Linked DNA regions of Homo sapiens: region 2 is linked to region 1. A link is a loop called in an ENCODE intact Hi-C map of the cell type or tissue named here. Cell type or tissue: endothelial cell of umbilical vein. All regions are shown on one strand. Links, peaks and the distances in the headings refer to the core of each region. The heading gives the core; the rest is flanking DNA.

Evidence for each region. A loop is a pair of places that touch in the nucleus more often than their neighbours do. Peaks named below come from ENCODE experiments on the same cell type or tissue, not always from the same donor. Only the 100,000 strongest peaks of a DNase experiment are listed, where the experiment ranks them.
Region 2: a loop joins it to region 1, with 2.5 times the contacts of the local background. A loop is called at or near these places in 3 of 110 quality-filtered maps.

Annotation. Positions count from the first base shown.
Region 1 is chr1:8,385,094-8,401,832 of GRCh38, forward strand. The region is part of intron 12 of RERE (arginine-glutamic acid dipeptide repeats); the gene reads right to left. Among named protein-coding and RNA genes, the nearest start is that of RERE-AS1, 31 kb to the right of the region's middle. RefSeq lists an enhancer at 10,636-10,835. In endothelial cell of umbilical vein, for the core only: no CTCF peak of the experiment used is centred there; DNase peaks (open chromatin) are centred at 10,018, 12,058, 12,678, 13,198 and 1 weaker place; H3K27ac peaks cover 4,382 bases.
Region 2 is chr1:8,448,763-8,465,501 of GRCh38, forward strand. All of the region lies in intron 11 of RERE (arginine-glutamic acid dipeptide repeats), which reads right to left. Among named protein-coding and RNA genes, the nearest start is that of RERE-AS1, 32 kb to the left of the region's middle. RefSeq lists enhancers at 251-750, 1,655-2,154, 10,866-11,763. In endothelial cell of umbilical vein, for the core only: no CTCF peak of the experiment used is centred there; DNase peaks (open chromatin) are centred at 7,659 and 8,389; H3K27ac peaks cover 2,045 bases.

The DNA of each region.
Region 1 (16,739 bases), core at 5,388-13,387:
CAAGCATGGCCTTGGGTCTATGCTGTTCTTTATGGGAAGCACCGAGGAAAATACATCTCTTGAATTATTCTAATTGTATCTTAGAATTTAACATGTTCACTGTCTAAAATCAAAATGAGTTTCACATATAAATGGGCAATTGAATTAATAATATCAACACCCATCACAGTGTAACAAATAACTTGATTATTAACTTCTACTGACAGCCCCATGCTTCCTTCCTCAAGAGTTTCAGACTGCCCGTTTGTGCTTTGTGCAGCTAGAGGGTTCCGAACTCTCAAGAGGCCTCAGGGAAAGTTGACTCTGTGCCTTAAGCAGAAATCACAACTGATCCAAGGGAGACCCTGGATGCAACTGCAAAAAACTGAATGGTAGCAGGGGCAGGCTACCACGGAGTTTTAAATCCTGCCTTACATTAACACAAAGGAAATACAGGAATTACCCAGATGCCAAAAGGACCCTGAAGAGTATCAGATAATGATGTACTTCCAGCTCCTGGTGACCAAACAAAACAATGTAACAAAACACAACCAACTGTGGCCTCAGAACGCCTGACCAGCTACCCGGAGAGCTTTTATTTCTTGAAGGGAAGCCTTCTACCAAACAAACAAACAAACAAACAAGAAAACACCACTTTGGCGGATGGATCACTAGGTCAGGAGATCGAGACTATCCTGGCTAACATGGTGAAACCCCATCTCTACTAAAAATACAAAAAAAAAAAAATTAGCTGGACGTGGTGGCGGGCGCCTGTAGTCCCAGCCACTCGGGAGACTGAGGCAGGAGAATGGCGTGAACCCGGGAGGTGGAGCTTGCAGTGAGTGGAGATCGCACCACTGCACTCCACCCTGGGTGACACAGCAAGACTCCGTCTTAAAAAAAAAAAAAAAAAAAAAAAAAATATATATATATATATATATATATATATATTTTTTTTTTTTTTTTTTTTTTTTTTCTTGGTTCACAGCAGTCAAAAGAACCACAAAGGAGCAGTAGTTTCTAAGCTTCCATGTAGGTGAAGACAAAAATTTTTATAAATTTCATGAATACTTATATCCCAACTGTTCAAAATATCAAGATATTTAAGAAAACTTGTAGGACTACAGTTAACTATTCTCTCCTCCAAATTTTTCTTTAGAATCAGAGAGACCAAAAATAAAAAAATTAAAAAATTACCATTGCTCCTATATAAATCATAAGAATAAAATAGAGCCAAGAGAACTTCTTAGGAACCCCTCTCATCCCAAGCCAAGAGATTCTTCCCACATTGGGCATTATCAATAATGAGAACATTCCTGAGATCCTATGAGCTTGTGTGGCCCTGTCTCATAAAGACAGTAAAGCCACACAAATAAGGGTTTCCACTCCCTGGGCCTGAGCTCTGAAACCCAGCCAAGACAGAATCCCAAACAGCCAGAGAGCTTCCTTTCTGAAGGCAGTGAACTGAACATACATTATTTAAGATGAATATCTAGAACTCTTACAAATGAAAAAGAAAAGGACAATCCATTGAAAAATAAGCAAAAGACTTACACAGGCCCTTCATGAAAAAGAAACACAAACAGCCAATAAACTCATTATAGGATGCCCAATATGATTAGTAACCAGGGAAATACAAACTCCTCAAATGCCCAAATTCTTTGTGTTGGATTTTCAAGTAAAGTTTACCTCAAAGAGTTAACACAGAAGACAAAGGTTTTGAAATCTACTATATATTCTCTCAGGGGAAAAGCTGCAACTTTGGGTGCAGAAGTAGTGTGAGGAAAGGAAAGAGGATAAAAATATGACTTGAAAGGACTTCACAAATAGAAAAAAGACGGATAAAGGGAACGTACTCAAATGGATTCAACACTATCTCATTCAAAATCCCAGCTGGTTAGTTTGTGGAACAAGACAAGCTGATTTTAAAAATTTTAAAGAAGAATAAAGTGCCACTAATCAAGACACTCTTGAAAAACAAGAAAAAGGTAGGGGACCTGCTAAGTCAACTATCAACAATTATCCTAAAGCTAGACAGTGAAGCACTGGAATAGACAGAGAGACCAACAGAACAAAACAGCTTAGAAACAGATTCACACTCTTATGGAAATTTCACTTTGACATAGCTGGCAACACAAATCAGTGGAGAAAAGGCTGGACTTCTCCAGAGATGACACTGGGACACCTGGTGATGTATTACAGAAACAAGTAAATCTGGTCTCTTTCTTTATGCTACACAATCACCAAACCCACGGACTAAGAACTTAAATACGAAAAGCAAAATTATAAAACTTTTAGAAAACAGTAAGTATAGGAGACTGCCTAAATGACCAAGAGAGATTTCTAACAAATAAAAGCTCAAAGTATAAAGGCTGATACATTTAAGGAGAGAGGATAAAATCGTTAAAATTAACAACATATTAATCTTTAACCAATCATAAAAAGTGTGAAAAGATAAGCCACAAGCCAGAAGGTATTTGCAACACACATTATTTAAGATGAGTATCTAGAACTCTTACAAATCTAGAAAAAGACAATCAAATTGAAAAGTAAGCAAAAGATTTATATAGGCCCTTCATAAAGAGGAAACACAAATAGCCAATAAACTCATTAAAGGATGCTCAATATGACTGGAAACCAGGGAAATACAAATTAAAATCACTCAGACATTTCAAGTTTATAATGTTGGTAAGCATTTTAAGGTCTGATTCTATCAAGTGTTGGCTAGGATGTGAAGTTACTGGAATTCTTACATACAGCTGGAAAAACAACAATCTGCTTTTCTTGGTAAAATAGCAGATACGCATACCTGTAACTCAAAAATTGTCTTAACTATACCCTAAAGAATTCGTGTGCATGTGTGCCAGTTGATGTGTGCAAGAAAGTTTACAGCAGAACTGTATGCAACAGCAAAACACTGGAACCAACTGAAATGTCCATCAACAGCAGAAAAGAGAAGGAAAAGACGCTCTATTCATACAAGGCTGTGAAGTACCACAGGATGCAGAGCTGCCTCTCGGGATAAAGGGGAATGAAAACAGCAAGGTGCAGGACATTTTTCCTCCATGACTCCATTCATAGGAAGTTCAAAGACATGCAAAACTAATATACTGTGTAGCAATACACATATATGAGGCAAGCCATAAGGAAAAGGAGGGGGGTTATAGCAGAATACCCAGTCTAGTGGTTATCTTTGCGTGGAAAGGACAGGGGATTGCACCGGAGAGGAAACAGTCTGTGCAATCTTTTTTTTTTTTTGAGACGGAGTCTCACTCTGTCGCCCAGGCTGGACTGCGGACTGCAGTGGCGCAATCTCGGCTCACTGCAAGCTCCGCTTCCCGGGTTCACGCCATTCTCCTGCCTCAGCCTCCTGAGTAGCTGGGACTACAGGCGCCCGCCACCGCGCCCGGCTAATTTTTTGTATTTTTAGTAGAGACGGGGTTTCACCTTGTTAGCCAGGATGGTCTCGATCTCCTGACCTCATGATCCGCCCGCCTTGGCCTCCCAAAGTGCTGGGATTACAGGCGTGAGCCACCGCGCCCGGCCCAGTCTGTGCAATCTTAAGCTGCGTGGTGGCGACAGTTCACCGTGTGGCTGTTTTTATACCATACACAAATGCTATATTCTTTTGTAACTCTTCAATATTTAACTAAAAAAAATTTAAACCAGAAGATTGTCAAATATATTCCAATTCTGCATTTAAAGAAAGGTTTCTCTTCTCTACAGATAATTTGGAAATGATATGCAAGTGCTTCCTTGCTCATTAGACAGCTAGGTAAGGGGTTTAATGACTTCTCTTCCACCTGACCTCACTTTTCCCACTGCCACCTGCCCGCCCACTCTAAAGGTGCTGTCCGAGCTCCACAGCACACCCACTGCAGGGATACTCCCACTTGGGAGCACACTTCTGTGTCCCTGCTCTTCAAACCCAAATGACCTCCCTTCTCTTTCTTAGGATCACTGTTTTCCTGAGTATTGTATTATCTTTAGGAAAGTACAGTGCTTATGAAATGACACTTCTTAGAAAGACATGTGTCAGCTGGGAAGGGTGACATGAAATCTTCAAAATTATCAAAATCAGTCTAAAATAAGCAGAGCTGTGCTTCTAGATAAGGCCGAAAATGACTACTCCATAGGTGTCAACAGTCTCCAAATATAATCTACAGCACAAGTAGCCTCAGGGGTATGAAGAATATGTCTGTGAACTCATGTCAACCCACTCTCATGTCTGTGTAAAACCTGAAAAACTAAATACATACACGGGAGGTACTAAAACCTTCATCCCCAGCATCCACTGGCGTGTGACGTCAACGCCTTGTTCTTTATTCACGGCCATTTCAGAAACCTCTGTGCCACCCCGTCCATTTACTTCTAGATTTCTGCTGCTGTGCGGCTCAGTGGATGCCCCTACTTTAGGGAATCCCAGCAGGCGCACCCTAGCACGAAAAGCCAAGGTCACTGTGCCTCTTGTTTACAACAACACAAAAAAGGTCTTAGGCAAGACCCCCCTACCGCCACACATGCTAACAAAAAACCATGAGGAAGGGGTGGAATTCTCTTTGGTAACCCATGCTTTGCAGTCAATTTGAGGTTCATGTTGGGAGGAGAAGTCGGGGAGCCACCACGGAAGGTCGCATGGAGGGAACCTCACCACTTCCCTCTATAAATGAAGCCCCAACTGTAGTATGCGAATAAAACAATCCGTCAGCTAAGTGCACGTTGTTTTGTATACATTAATAGTTTTCCATTTGTGAGGAGAAATCAGGGCAGCAATGACGACCCTGTCTCTTAAACGCATCCACTTCTGCAAACAGTTCATCACCTCCAACCACCAATGGCCAAAGAGTATCTCCCCTAGGATCCTGTTCAATCTCTCTGTGGACCTGTCAAGACACAAAGCCAAACTAGACTGAATTTCTCTGGCAGGAGTGAAAATACATCACGGGTTAAGAACAAGAGTAGTTAGACAGTGAGGATGTTAACATAAGGAGGTGGGCATGTACCAGAAAAAGGAAAACCAATACCAGACACCTAAAATCCAAGACCTAGAAACAGTCATCCTGTGACCTGAAGCAGAGCCATGTGCCACAACCAACCACGCCACATCTGAACCCAGAGGCATCCTGTGACACATCTGACAAGAACGACGGCATACAGAAGAGCAGAGACCCCACTCCAGACAGCTACACTCATGTACAGAGAGGCCTTTGGCACATCTTCTGGCCAGTCGTCACCCCACCCCAGGTAGGGAAGCTGCTTATTTGGAGAGTGGAAAAAACAAACCTGGCATGCATGGTTCAGCGCCCTGGTAGTTTTGGGAGCTAGCTGCTCTTTTTGATCCTCTTCTCCAGGGTAGGCTCTTCCCCTGCCCACTAATCTATGTCCCATAGTCCGAACTGTATCAATAACTATAGGTAATATTTTGAACCCATCTCTCTTTCTTCAGAACTTGGGGAAGGAAGAAGGGGCACTAATTTATCAGCCTCATTCAGAGACCCAAACAAATAGTGAAGACAGAGCCCCAGAAACCTAAGTCCAAAATTCTCCCAACTAATTCCTTTCTATCTAGTAAATATTTTAAAACTATTTTTAAAAAATCATATTTATCCAGTTAAAAACTATGTACATTTTGAATCCATTCTTCCATAAAACAAACATACATCTCAAAACCAGCTATACAAGAGGGAACTCCTGATCTTCACTTCTCCCTCCTAAACTTACCTCCCCATCTTAACAAGCAGCACTTCCCCTACCCAGTGGCTCTGTGCCAGCGGGGGGTCCTCCCTGACGCTGTCCTCTCTGATTTGCCACTTCTGATTCAACACCAAATCTCACCAATCCTGCCTTCCAAAATATTATCTCAAAAAAACAAAACAAAACAAAAAAAACTTTACTTCTCTCTGCCTCAACTGCCACCACCCTCATCCAATCTCGGGGTCACCTTCCATGATCACACTGACTCCTACCTGGCGCTCAGTTTCCACTCCCCTTGACCTACTACAACCCAAATTCCACACTGTGTCTTAAAAATAACAAAATAAACAGGAAAACTGATGTTACTTCCCTGTTTGAGATTCCTTATCAACTTGTCACATTCTCAGCACAAAACTCTAGCAAGGTGTTCAACAGCATGGACTTTAAAGCCAGACTGCCTGAGAGTAAATCCCAGCTATGGTATTTCCAAGTTGTACATACTTGGGTAAGTTACACAGCCTCCTATCTATGTGGTCAATGAACCGATGTATGTAAAGCACTGAGAACAGTGCCTGGCACCTGAGAGGCCCTCAGGACATCCTATTACTGCCATGGAGCACACAAGGTCCCCATGACCTGACCTCTCCCCATCACTGTTACTTCACCCCTCTCCATTCTCCTTTTTGCTCCACACACTCCAGCTACACTTACTTTTTCAGCTTCCCCTGAGTTCCAAGCCTATCCTTCTCCAGGGCCTCTGTACAGGCTGATCCCTTGGCCTGGGGGGCTCTTCTGATTCTATCCTTCCCTCCTCATCTCTGGGGTCATAACTGAAATATCTTCAGATATTCCTTTCTTAAGTTAGGTCCCCCTGTTATGATTTCTCATAATACTCAGCAGATTTCCATTATTGCACTTATGAGAATTTATAATTATATATCTAATTATTCACCTAATCTGTCTTCTTCATAGAATTAAAATTCTAGAGGCCGGGCATGGTGGCTCACGCCTGTAATTCCAGCACTTTGGAAGGCCGAGACAGGTGGATCGCCTGAGGTCAGGAGTCCTACACCAGCCTGGCCAACCCTGTCTCTACTAAATAATATAAAAATTGGCTGGGCATGGTAGCAGGTGCCTGTGATACCAGCTACTCGGGAGGATGAGGCATGAGAATCGTTTGAACTTGGGAGGCAGAGGCTGCAGTGAGCCAAGATCGCGCTATTGCACTCCAGCCTGGACAGCAGAGTGAGACTCTGCCTCAGAAAAAATAAATAAATAAAATTCTAGAAACCAGGGAACATGTCTTTTGTTTATTGCTGCATTTCTCACAACTCACACAATGTTCAGCATTCTACAGATCTTCAGTAAATATCTGTAAGATGAATGAGTATAAAGAAATCTAATAACAACTTGACTTACCTTGTAAAGAAATAACCTAAAAAGCCATGTACATGCTCAAGAGGTTTCAGGTTAATGACTCATTCTTGAGACCAAAAAATGTCACAGAGGGCATTTGTAAGAAATAGAAATAAACAAAATACACAATTGAAAAAATAAAAAAAGGTGAATCTAACAAAATCCTTTTTTAAAAAAATCCTTTTATGCTTATATTTTTACCTAACCTGGAAAATGAATATCTCTATCTATATATCTCTCTGTCTATCCATCTATCTATCTAGATAAAAACAAACTTAGCCAAAACTTTTTCCTCTCCCCTGGGTCTCATTCTTCATTCCTAGCTTTCTAAAAATTCAGCAAAGACAAAACATTTGCCTTTTCCTATCAACCATAAACACCCACTTTGAACACAGCCAGTATCTACCCCCACCCCTCCATCTAGGAGCTTTAATTATGGCCCTGAAGTACGCATAACTCACACTAGCAGTAGAGTCCATCTATGAGGGACGTGGAGGCCCTCAAGAGATATGGTCAGCATCTGTTACGCCAGCACACCAGAGCAAACATCTGCTGCAAGGTTGTGCTGAAAACATTTCTATCAAGTGGGCCATCCTGTCTGGAAGATTACCAGCCCTGGAGGGATGTTTGCGAGCAAAGTTTCAGCTCTTCGTGAAGCAGCCCTCTGACCAAAGCAAGCGATACAGAGTGCTGCAGAGAACACGATGTGCATTCTCTGGGGGCATTTTCAAGGGTTTCCATTTCATAGAAAATGAAAGGATTCTAAACCATGTAGAGACGGTGGAAAATATAGTTGGATACTACCCAATGAAGATGTGCACCAAAATACCATGATGAAGTTTATCCTGAAAGTAGGAGAAGGAGAATGTGGTGGGCTTACTCATGAGAAGGAATAGCAAGGTGCTCAGATTGGACTTCTGCAGGGATTCGTCCCCAAGTTCCCAAAGACTCAACCTACCAAGAAGGAGGCTACTTTGCCAGAAACTGTCCTACACTTTATAGTACTTGATCTTACCTTTCCAGATGTTTCTGTGAATTTTTTAGTCTAGTGCACCATCAGTTCACCAACTGCTCTAGGAAGATCCAAATACAACAGTTCTTATTTCCGCCTCCATCAAGGGTAATAAATGCCAAGTAAGATGCAGTATCCTATTTAGCGTGGCCTGTGTGACTGGGGGCCCAAAGCCAGGAACCATAGCATCCACATCATCTGGGCCTTTCTGATTGGACCGTAGCATGACAAAGAGCAGTGGCTTAGGGGACCCTCCTTTCTCTTGCTGACTCAATCTAAACTGCTCTGGGTGAGCACTCCCCCTTTCCAAGTCCTGTTTAATTCTACTCATAAAATGGGGTTGGTTTTCTAACAGCTCAAGGTGTTTTAAGAATAATACACAGTGTTCATAAAGCATAATGGGCATCTCCCAACAAATGGACCCAAGCGCAGGCAAGGTCCATTTCTGGTTATTTCTGTTATCAATATTATTTGAAAAGCATAGGTAAGATAAAATAGCAACCCTCAACTCTGATGCATCCAGAACTGGGCAACTACATAATACAGAGACAATTTACATGAATGAAAGTTTAATGGCATCAAATCAACTATGGATTACTAGTATCCAGGTAAAAGTAAAAACTATATAGAGTTGAAAATGTTGCTAAGAAAATATATTAACATATAAAAATACCTTTTAAAACTTCCTTCATTTTTTGTTTATAATTTGAAGGGCAATTAGAAGCTTCAGATGATAGGAGCTCAAGGCCCACGATTTTGCCATGAAGGCTGGCCACCTCCAATCTCCACCTGGGGACTTAAAACACTGCAAAATCCTATACACCATAACCCAAGAAAAATCCCTGATTTCTCCACTAAGGGCTCCTGAGACCAGAAAGACAAGATGAAGGATGGTGACCTATACTTTGGGAAAACCAAATTAGCTGCCATTTCTTGACATTCTATAATCCCAACTTTCAATTTCTAATGCAGGTGGCTCTAACTGCACAGGTAGGACAGAGCTGAAATCCAATGTAAACAGACACAATTCATCTTGCACACAACACTATACAGAGCTTTCCCCATTATTAAAAAGCTTCACCAAAATCTTGATTGGAAGTATGCTAAACATACTGCCCACAATTCCAAATTAAACAATTTTGAGAAATATTTCTTGCTTTTCAGATTCTCAAAATATTTGAAGTTCGACAACTACATACAGGCAAGATCATTCTGACCATCAACTACTCAATTAATTCTCACTACTGTCCTGGGAAGCAGATAATATTATCACCATTTTATAGATGAGAAAACTAAAGCACAGAGAGATGAAATAATTTGTCCAAGGACAGCGGGAGTGGAAAAGGAATTCACACACATTTCCGTTTTCCAGTAATTTAACTTAAGAAAGGAGCTACTGCAGAGAACAAACTTATCAGTCATGGAATCCCACATCACTCAGTGCTGGAGAGGGGGAATGAGCAACAAAAAAGTGACAAATCATAAGGTCTGAGTCCCAACTCTCAGCCAGAGTCACCCAATTGCTTCAGAAGACTGTTACCCCAAGGAAATAAGAAAAAAATACGTTAACTTGCTCTGTAAACCATAAAATCCACTACTAGTATATATATATATTATATCTCCATGAAGCACTTACCACAGTTACACTTGGTTTTTGTTTGCATTTCTTAGCAGGTGATTAATACTTTAAGGGGAGAGAAACTGTATTACTCATTTTTATATCCTCAGCATCTATCTAAAATGTCTTTCCCATAGAAACTCAAACGTCTGTTGAGTGGTTGAGTGAGTAAATAAATGTAAATAAAATAAAAAAGAAAACATATTTTAAGGGCCAAACAGCCCAAAGGCATTCCATGAGGGAAGTTTGTTACTAAACTTTCAGATAAGGTGTCTAGTATTTCCTGTAATAAGATATTGTATATTCCCCTTCTCCTGCCCACAGAATAAATCAAGTACAAAGAAACTAAAAATAATAATACCAAAGAATGAGCAATTTCCGGGTCGGGTGCAGTGGCTCATGCTTGTAATCTGAGCACTTTGGGAAGCCGAGGCGGGTGGATCACAAGGTCAGGAGTTCAAGACCGGCCTCGCCAATATGGTGAAACCCCATCTCTACTAAAAATATAAAAAATTAGCCGGGCGTGGTGGCACACGCCTGTAGTCCCAGCTACTCGGGAGGCTGAGGCAGGAGAATAGCTTGAACCCGGGAGGCAGAGGTTGCAGTGAGCTGAGATCACGCCACTACACTCCAGCCTGAGCAACAGAGTGAGGCTCTGTCTCAAAAAAAAAAAAAAAAGAATGAACAATTTCCTCTTTGGTCTTGTCTGCATAAAAAAGGAACCTCTCCTGCTCAGCTATGCAGGCACCTGGAGACATTTGAAGCTGGAGGTAGGAAAAAAAAAAGGTGAAGGTGAGCTTGACCTAGAAGGGCAACTGTGAACAAGGTGCTTTGAGGAAGCAATGTCAAACCTGTGTGGACCTTTTTGTAAACAGGTTAATTTCCTAAATTCTTTTGTGGGAATATAAGACATCCGTGTTTCTAAAACGGGAGAGGAGAGGAAACAAAAACCAAAACCAAAACCACCACCATGCACTGAAGGCCTGCAGTGGGGGCACAGGAGGAAGTATGAGAGGTTCCATGCCTGAGTTGTGATGTTTGCAGAGAATTAGCCAGTGAGAGTGCCCAAGGAACACGGGAGCACAAATCTGAGAAGGAACACTCGAACGAGGACCAATTCTATTATTATTATTCTGCTCTGTAAGGCATAGGTGACACCACCCCTCTCTCTGTGCTTAAAGGACAGCCATTCCATTAACTACCCACCTTGAATGGATTCCAGAGAAAGACTTTGTTCCCCAAGAAATATTAGCAAAAGCCTTCAAGCCAGGGCTAAGAGCCTTAGTGACAAGTGAGAAGGCACAGAACAACTGAGCAGAGATCATCTCTTGAAAACCTATGCTAATTATCCTGTTTCTACCATCAGGAAAGTGGGAGGGGGGAAGGGCTGCTGTGCTATCACTTGGGGTCCATTCTGGGGTCAAATTTGAATCCCAGCTTCTAGAGCTGAATTCAATGTGGAGTTTGTTGTCCATGCCAAAATTCAAAGGCTGATCAAGTTGAAGAACGTGACATGGACATAATGTGAAGTACATGAAAACTCACATACAAAGTACCTGCCCTCCTGGAACCAGTCCCCAGTTATCACAGAGCCGAGAGGAAACCAGTCCCCTATTATCAAATCCTCTTACTCTTGACTAGAGTGATGGAATTTGGGAAGAATGCAGCAGACTTCTAAAGACTGCTCAGCTACAAGCAGGATCTTCATCTCCTTTTCAGCTGTGGATAACAACGGAAGCAGTCAGCCGTCTAATAAATCAAGTTTAATTTTAACAGCATGAAGTATTGCCCGCTTTGTAATTATACTTCCAAAGGTAAAACCCAACTCGAATTAACTTAAAAAAATTGTTATTGAGGTAAAATTCACATAACATAAAATTAATCATTTTAAAGTTTACAATTCAGAGGCAGTTAATACATCTACAATGCGTGCAGCCCTCAGATCTAATTCCAAAACGCTTTCATCATCCCCCAAAGGAGACCCCTCCCCCTCATTAAGCAGTCAAAGTGAACTTTTTCCACAATGGCATTCTTTGTGATATATCATGCTTTCTCCACAGTATCAGTTTATTCACTTTCAACAGCATCTTTGCATTTTAAAGGTAAGGGAAAACTCAAAGGACCATGAGAACTAACACTCACAAATGTGCTTTCCAGTCTACCACGTGACTGTATACACATCTGGTGAGACAGTTATCTCAGGCAAAATGTACTGTGTGTCTTCCCTGGGAGGAGAAACAGGAGCTGATTCTAATGGAATGTTTACTATGTGACAGATACTGAGTCAGAAACAGCACAGCAGCTAAGACTGGGTGCTCTGCAACCACACTGCCCAAGTTCCAGTTCCAATTCAGTGTGAACTCTGTGTTCTTTGGGCAAGTCATCATAATCTCTCTGCCTCCTTTCTCTTCACACGTATTGTGATGGCAACACCACCACTTGCCTCATGGAGATGCTATGAAGGTTAAGTAAGTTCAAGTGCTTAGAACAGTGCCTAGTGCATAATAAGAGCTCAATCACTGCTGCCTTATTCGACTTTCACTACGACTCTGAGGGAGGTTCTATTTGTGCCCCCATTTCATTACTGAGGAACTTAAATTTTACAGCATCTAAGAGACTTACCCCAAACCCCCAGAGAATAAGTGGGATAGCTGGGATTTGAACTCAATTCTGAGTTCTGTTGGCTTAGCAACCATTCTGTAAAATGTACCAAGGAACAAAACCTTTCTGATCCCAGTTACCAAACTCATGTTGAGCAAAATCACACTCACACAGGAAAAAAAAAAAAAAACACATGAAACTGTCACCAAAATGGCAATAACCCAACTGTGCTACAGTTTTATTTCCTGCTGGCTTCTCAGTTCTCTAAGCCTTGAGGATCCACGCGCCTTAGACCATTATTACCTCCTCCCCCATATGCAGTAAGTTCCTGACTCTTCTGATCTTTCCTGTTCTTACTGGGCACCATCCCCCAAGACCTTCTGCTATTTGTACTTTCTGATTTCAGGCTCTTTATTCTCTGATACACACTGTTGCCAGAATAATCTTCAAAAAGATTGACTGCAACTTTCAACTTTAATTCAATCATACAAATATTTCTTGAGCATCTAGGTGCAAGGCACCATGATGAAGATAATGTGAGTAAGACAGTCCTTGCCTTCAGGAGCTCAATCCAAAAAGGGAGGTGTAAGATAGAATTTCATAAGACAATGCAGAGCCAGAGAAAGGCCCTAAGAGAGGCATGATGTTCTACAGGGGTATTCAAAGGACAGAGTTATATCCTCCTCAGATTAGAGAAAGATTAATGAAGGAAATTAAGTTTAAAAATGTAGAGCATTTCCACATGGAGTAACAGAAGGGCAGGCATTCTGGGCAGAACACTGCAGGAAGAAATGGCAGACAGGAAGCCTGAGTGTTTGGCAAGGGCCAGAGGTGCAGAAAGAAAAGCAGTAGGGAAGGGGCTTGGAGAAGCTGATTTGGACCACAGTATAAAAGGTCTTGACTCTCAGGCAAGGGGGTTAGTACTGAGTGTGGCTGATGAAATCTCCATAGCTTTGCTCTCCTGTGTGCTTTGCTCAGGGTTGGTTCTCACCATCTCCCCATCACTCAAGGCCTAGTTCAAGTCTCAGCTTCTTCCTGACGTGTGTCTTGACCGCCCCAGTGTAAAATAAGATCCTCTTCTATTAACAACGACCATCTCTACAATTTATTTGGCAATTAATCACGTAGTGCTTCTAACATCTGTTATCAGTCTTAAATGATTTTTCCTTTTTCTTATTATTTATCATGCGTATTTATGTTTTGACTCCCCAGTGAAGTATTCACTGAACTCTAGTGTGGGGGAGGAGTCTTCCCCAACTCTGGAAGATCACCAGAAAATACGCAGCCTAAAAACAGATTTTGTCAGGTGACTCTGATGACCAGTTGGGTATGCAATCCACTACACCCATGGAATCTGGCACAGGGCCTTGCTATACATCGAAAAATTTGCTATTTTTACAGGTATCTGTGATTTTCACTTCATATCTCAACAACAAACAGGTGCATCAATGTGCGCGGCCACTAGGAGTACATGAGAGTACCTGCTTTTCAACAACCTCACTTCTACTTAGAACTGATAAACTTTTTTGTAAATATAACGGGTGTGAAGTAATATGTGTATTTTAATTTGCATTTCCCTGTTAGTGAGGCTGCAAAACTTTGCAGACTTTTCAGATTTTCTCAGCTAAAACTACCTGTTCTCATCTTTCACCCATTTTTCTATTGAACTGCTTGTGTCTATTATAGATTTCTACAAGTTCTTCATGCATTCTAGATACTAATCCAGTTATGTTATAAATATCTTCTCTCAGTCTGTCACTTTTTTCTCACTTTATGGTTTCCTATAAAACACAGACTTTTTAAGTCTTAATATAGATAAATATATTATCATTTACTTTTTGAGTTGTACTTTTTGTACTATTTCTTATAAACCCTTCCCTACTCAGGGAACATTAAAATGTTCTATTTTCTTACAGTTTTAAAGTCTTGTTTTTCCTGGCTTTAACTTATCTGAAAGTTACAATCTTATTTTATTTTGTTCCCATATGCCAGCTAAGCCCATTGGTCCCAAACCATTTACTGAATAATTGGTTAGTTCCCCACGGATATCACATAGTTCTGCCCCCATTACACTGACGTCTCTATTTTGCATCAATACCACCAGGTCTTAATTACTCTAACTTTACAAGTCTTATCTCATTTGTATAAAGCCTATCTTCCTTGTTTCTTACTCAATTTTCTTGCTATTCTTGGACCTTTATTCTACCACACAAATCAGTCTGCTGGTTCCACAAAAAAATCCTGTTAAAGTTTTGATTGAAATGATATAGCAATGAGAGAGTAAGGGGATCTTTATAATGCAGAGTACTTTTTCCATTAACATCGGCGCATCATCTCTCCATTTATCTACGTCTTTTTTTTAGGTCTTTTAATATTTTATTATGTCTTTTTTTAAAAAAAAAAATAAAGAATTTGCATATCATTTGTTGTACTTACTGCTAGGAATCTTATAAACTATAAGTTTCTGTAGCCACTGTGAACAGCATTTTTTTTTTTAAGAGACAGAGTCTCACTATGTCATTCAGGTGGGACTCCAACTCCTGGGCCTAAGTGATCTTCCTGCCTCAGTCTCCTGAGTAGCTGCAACTACAAGGTCATCCCACTGCACCCGGCTCAGTATTTTTAATATATTACATTTTCTACTTTGTTGGTGGTGGTCCATAGGAATACTACCAATTTTTTAAAAATCTTTAAACTGTAAAATTTTTCTATATTTTCATTTGCTCCACTAATTAAGTGTCTACATTTTTAATATAAATATATCACCTACAAATCAGTTTTGTCTCTTCCTTTCCATTCCTGTGTCATATGTGTGTGTGTGTGTGTGTGTGTGTGTGTGTGTACATATATATTATAGTTTGACAAAGTCATGCTCTGTTACCCAGACTGGAGTGCAGAGGTATGATCATAGCTCACTATAACTTGAACCCCTGGGCTCAAGCAATCCTCCCACCTCAGCCTCCCAAGTAGTGGGACTACAGGCGCATGCCACCATGGCCGGCTAATATTTTTATTTTTTGTAGAAATGAGGTCTTTCTATGTTACCCAGGTTGGTCTTGAAATTTTGGCCTCAAGTGATCCTCCCTCTTTGGCCTCCCAAAGCACTGAGATTATAGGAGTGAGTCACCTCACCTGGCCATATATTTATATACTTTTCTATAAACACACATATATAGGGTCTTTGTCCAATTGTGTCATATAGAAATCTGAGTGAAGAGTCTAATATTAGTGATGACAGTAGGCAACCTTATTTTGCTCTTTATTTTCAGTGAAGGACTGACAGTTTCACCATTAAATATGATGCATAGGGGCTACATGAGTAGCTCACGCCTAAAGTCCCAGAACTTTGGGAGGCTGAGGCAAGAGGATCACTTGAGTCCAGGAGTTAAAGACCACCCTGGGTAACATGGTGAAACACCATCTCAAAAAAAAAAAAAAAAAAAAAAACCCAAAAATTATCCAGGCGTGATGGCGTGCACCTGTAGTCCCAACTACTCAGAAGACTGAAGCGGGAGCATCACTGGAGCCCAGGAGGTTGAGGCTGCAGTGAGCCATGACTGCACCACTGCACTCCAGCCTGGGTGACACAGTGAGACTCTGTCTCAAAAAAAAAAAAAAAAAAACCATATATATATATATATATATATATATATATATATGTCACTTAATAGTTTTTGGGAGTTATTCTTTTTTGCATTAAGCACATGTCCTGTCATTCCTAGTCTTCTATAAGTCATCGTTACAAAGAACACTGCATTTCACCCACTGAATTTTATGCAACTATGAAAACAAATGCACTTGTTTCTCAGTGAGTTATATTACGTAGCAAACTGCATTTTCAAAGACGGCCAAGACAGTATCTCCCACCTCACATAATCTTTAATGTGACCTTGTAACTCCCCATCAAAAGATGGGGTCTTCCAGAGCCCAAGGTGGGAGAATCGCTTGAACCCGGGAGGTGGAGTTTGCAGTGAGCCGAGATCCTGCCACTGCACGCCAGCCTGCGCAACAGAGTGAGAACCTGTCACTAAATAAATAAATAAACAAATAAATATCGGGTCTATAACTGGGTGCAGTGGCTCATGCCTATAATCCCAGCACTTTGGGAGGTTGAGACAAGAGGATCACTTGAACCCAGAAATTCGAGGCCAGCCTGGGCAACAGAGAGAGCCCTCATTTCTACAAAAAATAAAAATATTAGCCAGGCATGGCATCATGCACCTGCAGTCCCAGCTACTCGGGAGGCTGAGGTGGGAGGACTGCTTAAGCCTGGGAGGTCGAGGCTGCAGTGAGCCGTGATGTACCACTGCACTCCAGCCTAAACGACATCTAAACCCTATCCAAAAAGAAAAAAAAAAAGCCTACTTTCCCTTCCCTTGAATGTGAATTGGACTTAGTGACTGCTTTGTAAACAATACA
Region 2 (16,739 bases), core at 3,682-11,681, 62 kb after region 1:
AGGTTGCACTGAGCCGAGATCACGCCACTGCACTCCAGCCTCGGTGACAGAGCAAGACTCCATCTCAAACAATCAATCAAACAAACAAACAAATAAACAAACAAAAAAAAAAAAGGAAGAAGAACCAGAATTTCTTGTTTTTGAAAAATCAAACTGAAGAATGACTGGACACGATGTCAGCACCACTCACACAGGAAACCTCACGCATGAAACCTCACACAACAGCACTGCAGCTCTTTCGCTTGGTTAACTTGGGGACAGCCCTGAGACATGAGATCGGCCTTTACAGCCTTCTTCCCAGGCTGGTGGAAGATCAGGCTGCTCTGAATCCAGGCCGGCTGGAATTGGCGGGGCCTCTCAACACAGTCAAGAATGGCTAACGGCAGGCAGAAACATTTTGTGGCCTAATAAAGGATCAAAGAAATGTTCCTTACAAAGAGGAAATGAATTATCCACACATCAAGCTCCTTCATGTCTTCTGTTTGTTTGTTTTAGGCCCTCCAGCCTGTTTGGATAAAACATGTTACACTGAGAAAGCATCAAAGAAAACGAAACAACAGTGACATTTAAAGGGAACTCCGCCGGCTAGACAGAGCCCCATTTTGGGTTCAGCTCCAACTTCTCCCTGTTCTGTCTCTCCTGGCCATGGGGAGTATTCACCCACAGCTGACATAAGATTATCAGCAAAGGTTTTAACAAGAACCAGACCTTTCTCTTCTAATCTTTCCCCCAATCCAAAATGTCATGAAAAAACTTCAAAGAATCTTGTTAGAATTTAAAAATATTCTACTATTGTGTAACTCATGCTGAAAAATGCACATCTAGGTATGAAAAACGCACAGATTGCTCTGTCAAAGACCACTACGTGACTGCACTTCCATAGCAGAGATCCCATCTTTCCTTTCAGCTAAATTTAATCTGTTCTAAACTCTGAAAGTTATTGAGTCCTAAAGACATTTATTTAGCAGGTCCTAACAATGAGCAGTTTATAGGCAATTGTGAAACATGACCACAAAGATTATTGGATGGGGGTCAGTAATTTGAATTGCTAGAAAAATATAGATCACTCTTGACTGACATGAATGATCAGTGGTATCATTTACCCAGAATTACTCAAGAGAGAATAGTAACATGGAATGAGAAGCTGCTTCTACCCTGAAGGAGTCACTTTTATAGCTATACAACTTCTACCCTACTCAGTCTGTGTGTGGCAAAACTAGTTTATCCTCCTCATGGCATCTACCTGAATTCATCTTATTTAAGTTAATTTGCTTATTTGTCTGTGGTCCCTATTAGAATGCAAATCCCATGAGAACAGTACCTCCACGGTTATTTCTATTCCCAGAGTTGAGAAGGTGCCTCGTACACAGTCAGTACTCATTGTTGAGTGACTGAGGAGACAAACAGCAGGAATATATTCTACAGCCAACACTTGAATCTGCGATCTTAGTCTACATAGTCTTCCATTCACAAAACTCTATCTTCTCGTACCTTTCCTCCACCTTCAACCTCTCCATGTTAATGCACTTCGGCTCCATTTACCAGTTAACGATTTAGTGATCCCACTGAGAAGCCAGGAGCTCCAACAGCCACCGAGAAGCACAGCACCCAGCAGAGCTGCGTGTGGAGGCAACGCTCACCTCCCTCTCCATGGGACCTAAATGACCAGCATAGCACACGCTTCCTTCCTTCCCAGCCCTTCCTGTATTCCCAGCCCAGTCCAGACTAGACGTCCTTCTGACCAGAAGCTCACCTTAGCAAATCCCAACTGATGCCTCGCACGACGTCCCCTAGAGACCTACTGTCCTCTCACACGCAGTTCTCCAAAAGGCCTCATACCCCAACCCCCGAGCCCTGCTGCAGCTTTCTCACTTTCAGATCCACACAGAATCCCTTTTAACCCCTCCAGTTATAGGGCCAGAAGTTGTTTTGTCAACAGTAGCAATCCTGTCTCACCGTCTCATCAACCATGCCCATCCGGGTTCCCCCATCACAGTGTCAACCACTTGCCAAACCCATCTCCTTCTTATCCTGTGACCAGCACCAAAGTCTCTTCCTAGCTAGCTAAGTCTCTTCCTCCATCCTACCTTTCGACAGCACTCTCAGGAACGTGGAAAAGGTTGCCCACGGCCCTTCTAATAGTCTGTGTCTACCATTCTTGGTGCTCTTTATTCCAGCCTAGCCATCTACCGGTAGCCATACCTAAGATGTGAAACTACAGATTTTCCCTATTTACTGCACAGCTACCATGACCCCCACAACATCCCTCTTCTTGACTGTGTCCCTCAACTCCTCTACCACTTCTGTACTGGTTCCCCATGTTCTCTATGCAGCCTGGGGCTTAACTATCCATTATGTCAACAATGCAGTCAATACTCACTACCTCAGCTGGGCGCGGTGGCTCACACCTGTAATCCCAGCACTTTGGGAGGCTGAGGCGGGTGGATCACTTGAGGTCAGGAGTTGGAGACTAGCCTGGCCAACATGGCGAAACCCCGTCTCTACTAAAAATACAAAAATTAGCTGGGGTGTGGTGGCACATGCCTATAATCCCAGCTACTCAGGAAGCTGAGGCAGGAGAACAGCTTGAACCCGGAAGGCAGAGGTTGCAGTGAGCTGAGATTGTGCCACTGCACTGCGGCCTGGGTGACAGAGCAAAATTCCATCTCAAAAAAGAACAAAAAAAATACTCCTTGCCTCAACATCCCGACCTCCCACCAATTTTCTAGCCCAATCTTCCACCCACTTTGGCTGCATATTAGTGTCCTAACATCCTGGGACACTGGAAACTTGTACCCCAGATGAATTAAATTGGACCCAAGTTTCTGCTCTGTGTGTCTGAAGTTCCTCATGTGACTCCAGCGTGCTAATAGTGTGAAGTGCTGCTGTACACCGACAGCTCTCAACGTCTCTCACTAGGGGCATAGTCCTGATCCAGTCCAGTAGTTCTCAGGGCCTGGATGCCCATGTCCCACCCTAGGGATTCTGCTCTGACTTGCTGGGGTACAGGCCAGCATTGGGGCATTTTCAAGTTCTCCCGATGACTCTAACGCACAGCCAAGTTTACAAGACGTCCTCAGCCCACCTCCACTCTTCCAATGCTACTGCCAGACTGGTCTTCAAGGGCAGCTCCAGTCCTATCCTTCCCCACACATTCAAAAATATATAATTTTTCCTCGTTTCCTGTTGAATTAAACATAAACTTCTCAGTCAAAAGTGGAAGGCTCTGAATTAGCTACCTCACATCCTCCCCCACCCATAAGCTTCATCCAAACTGGGCAACAACTTGCTACTAACCAACCACTCAAATTCTTTTAGCCCTTGTTCTCCAATTAACTAACCTCTGTCAACTCTGCCCGGTGAAATCCTATCCATCCTTCAAGGTCCTCTCAAATAAGCCTCCTCTACAGCACCCTTCCTGATCTCCCTGTCCAAGAGCAGGGAGCAAGCTGCTCACCTCAGCAGGCCCTGTGAGCCCCAGAACACCATCTGAAGCAAAAGAGGCACTCAAAACAAATTTTCAATTGTGTGGCTGCTGTCCCCTCTCTAGATTCTGTGGTGATAAATCCAACTCAAGCACTCATTTACACCCACTACCCAAATCAGTCAAGGATACCACAGTGGGATGGCATGTCACCTGCCATACTGCCAAGCAGTTACCAAGGTTGGTGGTAACTCCTGCAGAGATCTTAGCAGTGAAAGAACAAATGCTGTTTGTTTAAAGTCACTGATACGCTCCCTTCCTTTTGTACACAGAAATCAATAATGTTTTTTCTAAGTCTTGTTTCCAAAAAACTAAGCCAAATAAAAAAAAAGTCACTTGAATAATAGAAGAACAAACTAACAATGATAGGAACAGAAGATTCAACTAGAGGAAGAATTATGAGAGCAAACAGTGGATACAACGGTCTCAAACATCCAGCAGAGCCCTGCACACAAGAGTAGGAATGGAAACGCAGTAGAATTAAATTCAGTATAAGATGAAAAATAAAGACCTTCCTTTTTCCATGTATATTTTTAAGGTAAATTTAATTATCCAGAAACAGACAAAAATGTTTGCTCTTCACCTTCAAGAATCCACCACCCCTTTTGTGAAGATACTCAGGCTCAGTAGAGTGCACCCGTACACATGCCCATCTTCGTAACGGAATGCCTGAGTGCCTAAGATGTTCAAACCAGTGGAGAGTAGCATGGCGTGATGCTCATGGACTCCTCTAAATGTGTGAGCAACCGGATTACACATCTCAGAGTGTGGCCTAAAAGCAAGATAAATCTACGTGGATCATTTGAATGTTTTACAGATATTTAAAAAGAGAGGGAGAGAGAGGAAGGGAATGTGAGCTGATTATGAAGTCAGAGAATTTAATGAGGGAGACAAGCTACCAAGGTCAGATTGCTCTGGGGTCATAAACTTGGAAAGTGACTATGAAGCTGACAAAGAAGTTGGGTTGTCTCAAAGGACGATCTGAAAATAATTTTCTACTTTTGTTATTGCTAAAGGACTGGAGAATTTCATTTCCATGGACTGAACTGAGCAGTAGGATCCCAAAAATCCAGAGCCCACCCCACTCTTTAAGCTGCTCTGAGAATTGGAACAGCTCTGCCTGATGAAATCAAGACTTCAACGTGGGAGAGATCACCACAGATCAAAGCTCCAGGTCTTCTCTAGGCAAAGCTCCTTTATTTCTTAGATTAATGTTAGGTGGGTTTTTGGTCGAGGTCAACCAGTTTCCCAAACCTTTGCTTATCAAGATCTCCTTAGGCCGGGCATGGCGGCTCACACCTGTAATCCCAGCACTCTAGGAGGCCAAGGTGGGCAGATCATTTGAGGTTAGGAGTTCAAGACCAGCCTGGCTAACATGGTGAAACCCTGTCTCTACTAAAAATACAAAAATTAGCCGGGTGTGGTGACACACACCTGTAGTCCCAGCTACTGGGGAGGCTGAAGTGGGAGGATCACTTGAACCCGGGAGGCAGAGGTTGCAGTGAGCTGAGATCACACCATTGCACTGGTCCAGCCTGGGCAACAGAGCAAGACTCTGTCTCAAAAAAAAATTTTTTTTTAATTCATTTTCTAAAATTCTCTTTTAAAATTGGATAACCAAGCTTACTTAGCTCTGTCACCCTAATTAATTAGAGGCCCTATCTGAAAAAAGAAAATGAGTAATATTTAGGATGAACATGTCTGTTTGGAAAACAGTTTATTAGCAAATGTGTGACACCTCCACAGATTTTAATATTAAACAGTGGCTCCCAGAGAAGACTCCAAGCTGCTGTTGAGGGGAGCACAAGGGACAGAAGAGCACAGAGCATGGCTGCAGTGATGGGCCATCCTTCCTCCCACTCTGGTGGAGTCTATGGTACTCATTAGCCTGCATCTCTGTAGCCTAGGAGATTTGGTTTCATTACTGTCAATGGCAAAGCTTAGAAAAATAAAAGTATGATCAAAACTTACAAATCAGCTTCAAGGGAGATCCCAGAACTTTCAGTAACAAAAGGACACTGTGTGTGTGTGTACGCACACATGCATGTGTACACGTGTGTTTTCAAATTTCTTAAACAGGAATGACTCTGTTAGCTTTAGATAAATCATGTGGCCAATTTTTCACCTGGGAAGTGAAAGGATGGGGCAGGCAGCAGACCAAGATGGGCTTAATCCTGACCTCCTGTCAAACACAGCTGCCAGCACCTCAGAATTTTCCCCTTCCCTTTCCTTCTCCTTTTCCTATAATTTTTTAGATTAAAAAAAAAAACTTAAGACTTGCTGGGTGTGGTGGCTCACGCCTGTAATGCCAGCACTTTGGGAGGCCGAGGCAGGTGGATCACAAGGTCAGAAGTTCGAGACCAGCCTGGCCAACATGGTGAAACCTCATCTCTACTAAAAATACAAAAATTGGCTGGGCGTGGTGGTGTGAGGATGTAATCCCAGCTACTTGGAAGGCTGGGGCGGGAGGATCGCTTGAACCTGGGAGGTGGAGGTTGCAGTGAGCCAAGATCGCACCACTGTACTCCAGCCTGGGCGACAGGGTAAGACTCTGTTTCAAACAAACAAACAAACAAACAACAAAAAAAAACCCCCACAAAACTGAAGACTCAAGAAGGGGAGTGGGGAGATCATACTTTCTTGAGGCCACACAGGTGGCAGCCAATCTGAGTACTGATACCCACACCTCTGACTCTCAGGCCAGTTTTCTCTCCACAAACCACCAGGCCTGTTTTTCCTGCTTCTGCCCACCAACCCACCCCAAAAATGAGTTTTCCATATAGGAAAGAGAAGAGCCTGGCTTATCTTCTTCAGGAGGTAACTGTGCCTTCCCCAGAGAGCTCAGGTGCCAGGACGTCAGCAGCCCTCAGACAGCAGAGCCAGGAGGGACACGGGGCAGTGGTGACGAAGCTGTTCAGGGCAACTCTGGGCATCCTCCTATTTTCAGAATAACAATCTTCCTGGTGTTCTTAGCAGCATGATTCCTTTTTTTATTATTATTTTTTATTTTTTAGAGACAGGGTATCGCTCTGTCACCCAGGCTGGAGTGCAGTGGCGAGATCACAAGGGAGCACGATTCCTGAACTGGGGGAACAGTGCTGAGTTGTATGGGAAGGTGTGTTAGAACAGCCAGATTCACCTGTGCTGCCCACTGAGCTCTTTCCTTCTCCATCACTCATTCTCCCATAATAGAACATCTCAACCACACGTATCATCAGTACACATCAGGTGATGTTGGCAATGAACGAGTTTTTTTAATTGGAATTTAGAAAATAAAACCACAAACTGGAAGGAGTTGGTTGCTCCTTCCAAAGCAAGCTACTGAGAGGAAAAGAACAGGGACACATCCAGTTAATTAATTCTCCCTAGACGGTGGCAGCTCAAGAGCTCAGCCAAAGAGGTCACTGCACTGAAGCAATGTGAGGTTTCTCTTCTGTTCCACCCACTCAAATGATATTTTCTTATTATCAATCCTGCTCCAGGTGCTGGGCCAGGTTCTGTGAATACAAAAAGAATTAAACTACAACCCTGCCCTCAAGACTTCCTAGTTTTGTGTGGAGGCACCTAAATGAACTTGTCAAACCAACCTGGTGCAGCAGGGCCTGCAAAATGCAGTGACGTCCCGGCCTTCATCAGTCATGGGCCACTCCTCATTCTAAAGTGCCTCGTGAGCACCCTAACCTCTCAGAAGAACGAGTGTTGGGGAAAGAAGAATATCAGAACACTACTAGGGAACATTAAGCTTGGCCCAGCATTCTAGTTAGTCAGTGCACGTAGCATCCATCCTCCAGACATTAAGAATAATCACCACAGGCCTAGAGCAAGCAAATGCCGGCCGACAAGGGAAGCTGGCCTCTTCTGTCAAACAGCAGTATTAGAGGGACTCTCCCCTGAGCTGAGTCTCAAAGCCAGGGTATTTGACTCAAGAAAGGAAGATTTTTGAGATGACTCTTTTCATTAGGTGTTATAATTCAGAGCATGACATCTACAGTTTTAAGTTTTCCACAGTGTTCACTTCCTGAATTAAAATTTGTCAGGACAGGCTGATAACAAGAGTAATGACTGCTCCAAGATAGAGGTAGAGCAGGTACACTTTTCTTTCCAGGTATTTTCTTGCTCCTACTCAGGAAAAACAGCTCCTCTCACAAATGCTGAATTTATAGTAAACTTATGTAGTAAATATTGTCTAAACCAGTTACAAAACAAAAACGCTTCAATCTTGACACAATGAGCAGCTGCAGAAGTCAGAGGAATGCATGACTCAGAGTCCTACATAACTGAAGCCGTAAAAACACTGTTATGAGAGATACAATGTTAGGAGAAAACAGAACAGCCCTCAAGAATTCCTCATTAATTTGATAATGTAATTTAACTGTGAGGTACAAAATAGGAGTGAACATCTCTGGTCTAAGATCCTGGTGGCCTTCCGACTTCATCTTCTCCATCCACTCCGGGGCATCTTTGCTCTTCCTGGAACACACTCAGGCATGCTCCCACCTCAGGGCCTTTGCACTGTTTCCTTGGCCCAGAATTCTCTTCCCCTATGTATCTGCAAGGCTAGCTTCCTCACTTTTTAAGGTCTTTACTCAAAAGTGAACTCTCCATGGCTACCTTAAGAAAAAGTTCAACCCCTCTACCTGGTATTTCCTATCACTTTCCTGCTTTTAATTTTTTCAGGACTAACACACTATACATGTCACTTAGCAAGACTGTTTTAATCTATCCTCCTTCCCCACTACAATCTCAACTCCATGAAGGCAGAGAATTTTGTCTGTTTTGTTCACTGCTGTATCACCTGGCAGAGTGTCAATGCTCTACCAATATTTCCAGAATGAAAGAATGAATGAATTTCAACTAGTGAGCTAAAATCAGAACTGAATGAGAAACTTGGTAAGTAGGAAGGAATCATTCTATCTTCATGTTCACACAGTCAACAATCACAGGAAGAGCCAAACCGACACCAAACTCCTCTGCAAGGAATGCAGAGCCAGACAGACAGATCCTGAGGCCCCATGCTCAGGTGGTGAGGCCAATATCAGGCACTGTCTTTCTCCCCTTATAACCACCAAACACATGCTGCTTCCTGATAGCTCAGTACTTTGCCTCATAAATGTGGAAAACACACTAGAATTCACCTATATAAAGGTACTTCGGAAAAATGTCTTAAGGCAAGTGCAAAAACAAAATCAAATCTAAGTGTCAATTAGTTGCATGCAGGGTGTTAGGAAAAGAATAACAAAACACTACTAGAGAAGATACAAAATAGGCTGGCACTCTAGTGAAGATGGCAATTAGGGGGCTACCAAGGCCATCACTACTTCTACCTAAGGGAGACTTACTTACTTACTTTATATATTTATTTATTTATTTTTTTGAGACAGAGTCTTGCTCTGTCACCCAGACTGGAGTGCAGTGGCACAATCTTGGCTCAATGCATCCTCTGCTTCCTGGGGAGGTGATTCTCCTGCCTCAGCCTTCCATGTAGCTGAGATTACAAGCACGCACCACCACGCCCAGCTAATTTTTGTATTTTTAGTAGAGACGGTGTTTCGCTATGTTGGCCAGGCTGGTCCTGAACTCCTGACCTCACTTGATCTCCCTGCCTCCGCCTCCCAAAGTGCTGGGATTACAAGCATGAGCCTCTGCGCCTAGCCTAAGGGAGACTTTAGATTTAAGACAGAAGTATGCCAGGAGAGAGGAGGTAGCTTTAAATGAATGACTTCCTCTCATGGTAGGGTTCTCATTTTTCACTTCCTGTTTCCTTCTCCCAACATTCAATTCCAGTTACCAATGTAATATGTCTCACCTGTGAAAATGTAAGACTCCAATGTCACTATACGTAGAATGTTCTAAGCACACGCATTAAAACTGACTCCAATTCTGTTGCTAAGAAACTGCACAAGAAAAGGGTTTTCCATCCTCTTCGTTTATAAAATAACCACTGTCTATGGGAGAACAAATGCAATCTCTCAAGTCCCCTTGTGCCTTGTTCTCATTTTTTAAATGAACAGAGAAAGATGATAGAGAGTGGCTGAAAGTGTATGCTATCTCCATTTTTTTACATGCCCTTGAAAATGAGATGGAAACATGGCTTCAATAACCCACTGCTCTAGTATTTATTAATCTTTCAAGCTGAAGACTCCCCCCATTACTCCCCTTACTCCCCGCTCAAGCAAAAATGAAAAATATACCGTCAAAAGTACTCTTCGATTTAAAAAGATTATCCCAAGCAGCCAGGAGTAATTTAAGGTGTGCTTATATTCAATGTGGGGTTACTTTCCAGGTCTCTGTATAGCCCTGATGTCTAAACACAGACGTGTGCGCATGCGCGCACACACACATATACATACACACACACGGCCCTAAAGAACAGCACAAGGTATGCTGGCTTTTATTTTTTTAATCTAAAAGTAGGGCTGGGGATGATGGACTTAAAAAAAGTACCGGTTAAAGACACTAAGAAAAGAATAATCTTGTTAAACACAAAGAGCAAAATGGGCATACTAACTTCTTTGACCACAGCATAAAGAGGAAGCCTAGAAAGTAGTGAGCCGTGGATGTGAATGGAAAGGTCACAGCTGAATCTGTACATTTATCCCAGAGGCGACTTCTACTGACATGAACTACTGAAATACATTTTTGAAATATCTCTTCCCTTCTAATAAAATGCTTGTCCTATTTCATTTACTAAAGGGTTTTAAAAATACATTTCTCTTTAGAGCTTGTTAAACAGTAGAATCTTTCTGCAAACTAATTGACAGAACTGACTGCCTTACACCAACTTTTCTGTGCATATAATTGATTTTTAATTTGCTGTCTCATTTCCGAAAGGACTTGACAATAAACTCCATTCTATCCATACTATTGACTTCTTTAAGCAAGGGTTTGGTTCAAAGGCCGATGGGAATTAACCATAGGAAAAATAGTCCAATTTTATTAATAGTTGGAACTTCAGGCAAATCTCACTTGAATCTACATTTTTCTTTTTTAATATTAAGGGCTAATTCTCACTATAGGTCACATTAAGAATACATAATATGGAGTAATATGTACATACGTGTAATATATCAACATTTCTATTTCTCTTATTTTTCCTACTCTCATATATACAAATTTAGTTCTTCATAAGAAACAGTACCACTGTCATTTAAAACTGGAGGAAGGGTGGTTAGTAGAGAGGAGAATCTACTGTGATTCAATTTAAAATGTACTAAGTACCTACTATGTGATGCAGTAGATACATTGTATCTATATTTTGGGTTAATGGCAAAGGTTCCAAATGAATTGTAAAAATTTTCAAGTTATAATTTCTTTAGAAAGATAATTTCAATGTTCTGACTCAACTCACATGTATGCAAACCTGTACACATACGTAAGTTGACAATGACATAAAACCACGTACGTACATAAACAAAGACCAGAAGAGAGCAAGAAGCCAGCAAATGAGACGATGAAGCCAGACACTGTGAGACGACGTGTTAGTGGTGAGGTTTTAAATTCCCTTTAATGATTTTAGGATGTTGTTCTAACAATAAAAAAAACAATCTGCACAAAACCCTAAAAAGAATAAGAAAGTGAAAAGGTTCGTACTAGATGACCTACAAGACTCTCCTATCATCATTTTTGAATGACTACATAAAATGGTCAACAACTCTGGAAATTTTACCATTCCTAAAATAAATATAACTAACCCTTCCCCTATATTGTGGATGTAAAATTTTAAAACAAAATCACCAAGATTATTAGTATCTGAAATCCACGTAACCATAACTACAAGCTCTGAGAGCCTCTCTCCCTCTTTGTCATTGTCCTCCTTGCTGTTTTCACCTCCACAACCTCCTGCTGCTATTGGATCTTAACGGGGATTTTGCTGTGAATTCCATTTTCCTCAGCTGCCATGCAAACAGTAAATAAAATTCATTGTATTTTTGCCCCACTAAGCAGCCCCGTCTTCTGGCACATTCAGATGCCTAGCTTGAAAAGAGTGAACAATGAAAACAATGTTTTCTCAAGCAGACATTCCAAAAAGGGCATAACAAAGGCATCTGGAGATGCTGCTGGGGAAAGACACCCTGCAAATAGTTGTGTGTATTCTGTGTAAGTAATTCCTTGACCGGCCGCACGGGTTCACTGGATTACAAATATTTAGAAAATTACTTTGCCATCTCATGTCAATTTTGAAAGAAGGATTTTCATTTATATTTATGATAGACTGAGCTTTAAATTGAAGGAAGATTTAGATGTTTTAAAATTTATGAGCTTGTAAATAAATCCATGTACATGGCCAATTAAGGTTTATCACTACCACAGATTAACTATTTTTGGATAAAAATTTCAGAGCTTATTTGTATCTAGATTGTTCACCTCAATGTATTACATCAAAATTGATATAAAATATTTAATGGGTAGTGTATTTCAAGATAAAAGCTATAGTTACCCAAGATGAAATAAAAACACCCTGTAGTAACATGGTAAGCAACAGAACCTTCACTTTGTGCAACACCTGGATTGTTGCGGAAAGCGAATTCAACATGAAAATAATTTTAAAAACCAAAACGCAGCTAAGTGGATAGGAAGCAAAGAGTGAGATGCACAGCTCACTGGAGCACCCAATCTTACAATCTTGCAAGTCAAACCAAACTCCACAAGGAAAATGCAGGCCCTGAATTTTAAAAAGAATTCAATTAGCATCCCCAGTATTTCCATAATCAACAGCTGAATGCTAATTAAGAGCACAGCATCAAGCGGCAACGGAATCCCAGTGCAATAAGCACCAACACAACAGCAGCAAATGCTACCTTCAGCTCGCATGCATAAATAAACAGAATTAATAACCACCCAAGCATGGAAGGGTGACTTAATCTGTTTCGATTAGGTGCAGTTCAGCCTGGGGCCTTTATGTTATATTTGAATGTGTTCATCATGTTTAATTAAAAACCTAATAATCTAAGATTTGTTTTGTTTGGGTTTTTTTTTTTAATGTTTTAATCTCTATTTCCTCCTCTTTATCTTCCTAAGTTCTACCAATCTGGATGACTTCCTGAAAAGGAACAGTATTTTTAGCATAATATATGTGAAATTGATTAACCATCAATGTAACTCTCAGAGGCAGAAGGCAGCCATTTACTTTGGCTCCACCCTTACCCATACCTTGGTATTTAAAGCTTCACAAACTGACCTAGCATTTCTTCCAAAATGCTTCTCTGATCAAACCAAGTTTACTTAGCCTGAAAGACATGACCCAGGTGTTGCTCACAGACACTCGGCAAAAGCAAAATTAATTTGCAGTATCCGGTACAGAATTTGACAGAAACTGGCACATTTTGGCTTCAGTTCAAGATTTGAAGTGTCTCAGCCCCAAAGCAACTTCAATTAGGAACATCATACACGCACACTGTCAGAGAAATAAACTGAGAGTTTGAGATGAAAGGCCTCCTATTGTGTGATTCTGAGGTCTAAGATCTCCAGAATTCATGATTATCTGAAAGACCTAGGAAAAAGAGGTCAGGTGATAGGAGGAGGAGGAAGAGGAGAAGGAGGAGTAGGAAGAACAAGAAGAAAGAGTTTAATGTGTGAGCTTTTTCCAAAAGTACTTTTATTATTATTATTTTTTTTGGAGACAGAGTCTTGCTCTGTTGCCCAGGCTGGAGTGCAGTGCCATGATCACGGCTCACTGCAGCCTCTAACCCCTGGACTCAAGCGATTCTCCAACCTCAGCCTCCCAAGTAACTGGGACTACAGGCACATGGCACCATGTTCAGCTATTTTATTATGTTTTTAATTTTTTTGTGGAGACAAGGTCTTGCTGTGTTGACCAGGCTCCAAAAGTAAAATTTTTAAGGTTGGTTTCTGAGGCATGTAAAAGTTTTTCTCTTTAATGTGCTGATTCATAACTATTAACTATTAAAAGTTTTAAAATGCTGGATTGAAGACACTCAATTATAGTGAAGAACTTTTTAAAAGGATTACCTTGAACAAAGAGTCATCAATATTCTTCAAGCCTCTCATATGGAGAGAAACTATCTTCATCATTAAGTCCTTACCCTTAATAAGTTTACAAACTCGGAGGACAATCAACTCAGAAATAAGACCGCAAGGAATGAAGAGCTGGGGATCAGAAGTCAGCACGAGGAGGCAGAGGATGAACTGCCAAGCGAGTGACGCGCAGAGGGGAGACAGTGCGAAGAGGGAGCACTGGCCGCGGGATGGGCCAGGAACCGAGCTGAGACTGGAGAACGAGTAGGGTCTGCACTGGCATGAGAGGTTAGTTTCTTCATAGAGCAGCAGGCCTGCCAGGCCCAGGAGGTGCAGAGGCCCAGCCTGTCCGCTGCACAGCAGGGAACTCACACCTTCAGGTGCTTATTTCACCAACCCTCTCACAGAGCAGCTGCTTCAAAGTATTCATGTAAAAATGCCAAGGGAAACCCGTTCATCAAGACTGTTGTAGTCAGATCAGACACTGGGTAGTTAGAACAAATTAATATGCCAGCGGCAGCGAAGTTTAGTAATAAGTAGCCAGGCATTGTGGCTTGCCTGTAGTCCCAGCTGCTCAGAGGCTGATGTGGGAGGATCACTTGAGCCCAACAGTTTGAGTCCAGCCTGGACAACATAGCAAGACCCCCATCTCTTAAAAAATAGTAATGATAATAATAAAAATAATAATTAGAATGTTCCAAGTATATAGAAAACTGGGAGGAAAAAAGGGGGAGGTAGGCCCATGTATTTATGTTAGCTGGAACACATTTGTTTTGCTTATTCCTGTGATTCCTGAGGTGAGAAAATGTGGTAAATTTAACAGAAGGGGGCCACATGAACACAGCAGGTGTTTTTTCACAGCCAAAGCCAGGCGAGGGTAAAGAGGGGACTGCCTTGTTGCCACATAAATCTCTTCAAAGATTTGATTTGGATCCATTCACCAGAAGCTTCCTTCAACCTCTCAATTATTCAGTCAGTCTCTCTTCTTCACTGCTGAGGTTTTCAAAGTGAAGCTTCACTTCCTACACATAAGGGAACCATTTGATCCTGAGGCTCTACAAGGGCTGGATGGCTGCCAAGACATTTTTCAAACCAAGAAGCAAACATGATAAAAATGACCCCAAACGGATACGGATGTATACAGTTAAGGATCATTATTCCATACTCAAAATATTCACCACTTTGGAGTCCTGTTTTGTTTTTCAAAATAAACCAGGCTCTTTCTGATGTGCAAAACTTCCCTCTCAGCTCACAGCGACAAATCCTCAAGCAGCAGCAATGGGGAGACAATCAACAGCTGCCTGATGTTACAAGCAGGCGCTGCAGGAAAAGGAAAGCAGCTTTCTCTTCAGCAGGAAGAGAGGACTTTGGCTGTGTATTTTTAAAATTCCAGAGGGAATGAAAGGTCACAAGAGAAATGAAAGAAGGGAGAGAGGAGAGCCATGGCTAGCGAGGGGCTGGGAGGCATGAGTGAGGAGTGGGGAGGGTGGGAGACACCAAGAAGAGGCAGGGAAGTGGGGAAGGAGAGAGGACGCCAAAGGGCATGGAGACTGAAGAGAGAGGAGATGGCCAGGAACTGAGGGAAATGCAGAAGCAGAAGCAGCCATGGATTGCAAGCTGACAAGGCCCTGAGGCCGCCTAGGCCAGGCTGAGAGGACTGAAGACAATCTCACAAAGGGTGGTTAAACGACCACAGTCTATACACTTGTTCCATCCTTTTCATCTCCTTATGTGTTTCTTCCACACAGGCTTTTCGCAGAATTTTAAAACCTTGTCAATCAGATCTCTTATCCACTCCTCACATAAACAGGCTTACAGTAAAAAAACAGTATCACTACGACTTCTCAAAACTGAATTTAACGTTGTCTAAACATTTTAAAATGTTTAAGATGTTTCTTTCTCTTTAATAATAACGTTAAGATTTTTATGGTTTTGTTTGTTTTAAAACAGCTTCATGAACTCTGTAAGTCTGATAAAGTTAAAGTCTTAAGGAACTATTCAACAAGCACTCCATTACCAAACCCTAGGGCCATTTCAGTGCATCTCAGCTCCGCCTAGCTTTTCCCATTCCTCAGCCCTTGCCCACCCTCACCCACAGCCATTCTAGGAGCAAATTCTCTTTTCTCTACCTTCAAGGTGCAGCCTGGATCTCGCTGCTTCTTATCACGACCACTGCTGCCACACCACCCAGCCACCAGTCCCAGCCTGGTGTGCAGCAACCCCCAGAGACCACCGGACTCAGCGGCCAGTGTGAGCCCCACTGTCGGAGCAAGTCACTCCTCTGTTCAGAAGCTGCTCATGTGGGGCACATCACCATGCCCTGACAGCAGGCCAACAGGTCACACCTGATCTGCTCCCTCTAGGGCACCCCTCCCACCACTCCCCTCCTTGCTGTGTTGCAGAAACATTCCTGCCTACTTCTTGAACATGCCAAGCATGCTTTCACCTTAGGGCCCAGAATTCTCTAATATCCAAAAGGCTGCCTTCCTCACCTTACTAAGGTCTCATCTAAATGTTACTTACCAGGACTTTCCTGATCCTCCCTTAGCTAAGACAGTACCCCACCCAGCTGATTCTCCCTCATTACCCTATTCTGTATCTGCTTCACCACCCCCGGCACATACTCATTTATGAAGGTCTCCCCTCTTAAAACTTAAGACTCCCAAGGAGGGACAACACCTGGCACGCAAGCAGGCACTCAGTAAATATTGCTGAATCAATGAAAGAGCGGGATCAGGAAAGCACATACAATTTCTAAACATTCTTTCTTAGCATATTTTAAAATACAGGAGAGGAACTTGCAATCAATAGGTGTATTAGTGCCAGCCTTCATTTAAATTTCATTCGACCTGAAAGGCAAATGTCAAGCGGTAACATTCATACTGAAGACTGTATTTGCAAAAGCACAAGAAATCCGTAAGTCGTTTACAGCAATGCCTTTTACAAGTCACAAGATGGAGATGTAGCTTCATTAAAACTGTCTGCTGGATGGGAATCCATGGGTTTGCAAGGCTGTATCTGTGGGCACATTTCTCTCCCCCCACTTCCTTCAACAGGCCACAGCAATACAATCAGTATGTAAAATCCAGCATATTTATTTCATCAACTCTCTGCTTCCCGCTTGTAATCAATGTCCTTTAAGGAGGTCAGGGGTCTTACAAGCCCTATAAAAACAAGTCACCAAGCCAAGCATGGTAGAGCATGCCTACAGTCCCAGCTACTTAAGAAGCTGGGGCAAGAGGACTGATGGAGCCCAGGAGTTCAAAACCAGCCTGAGCAA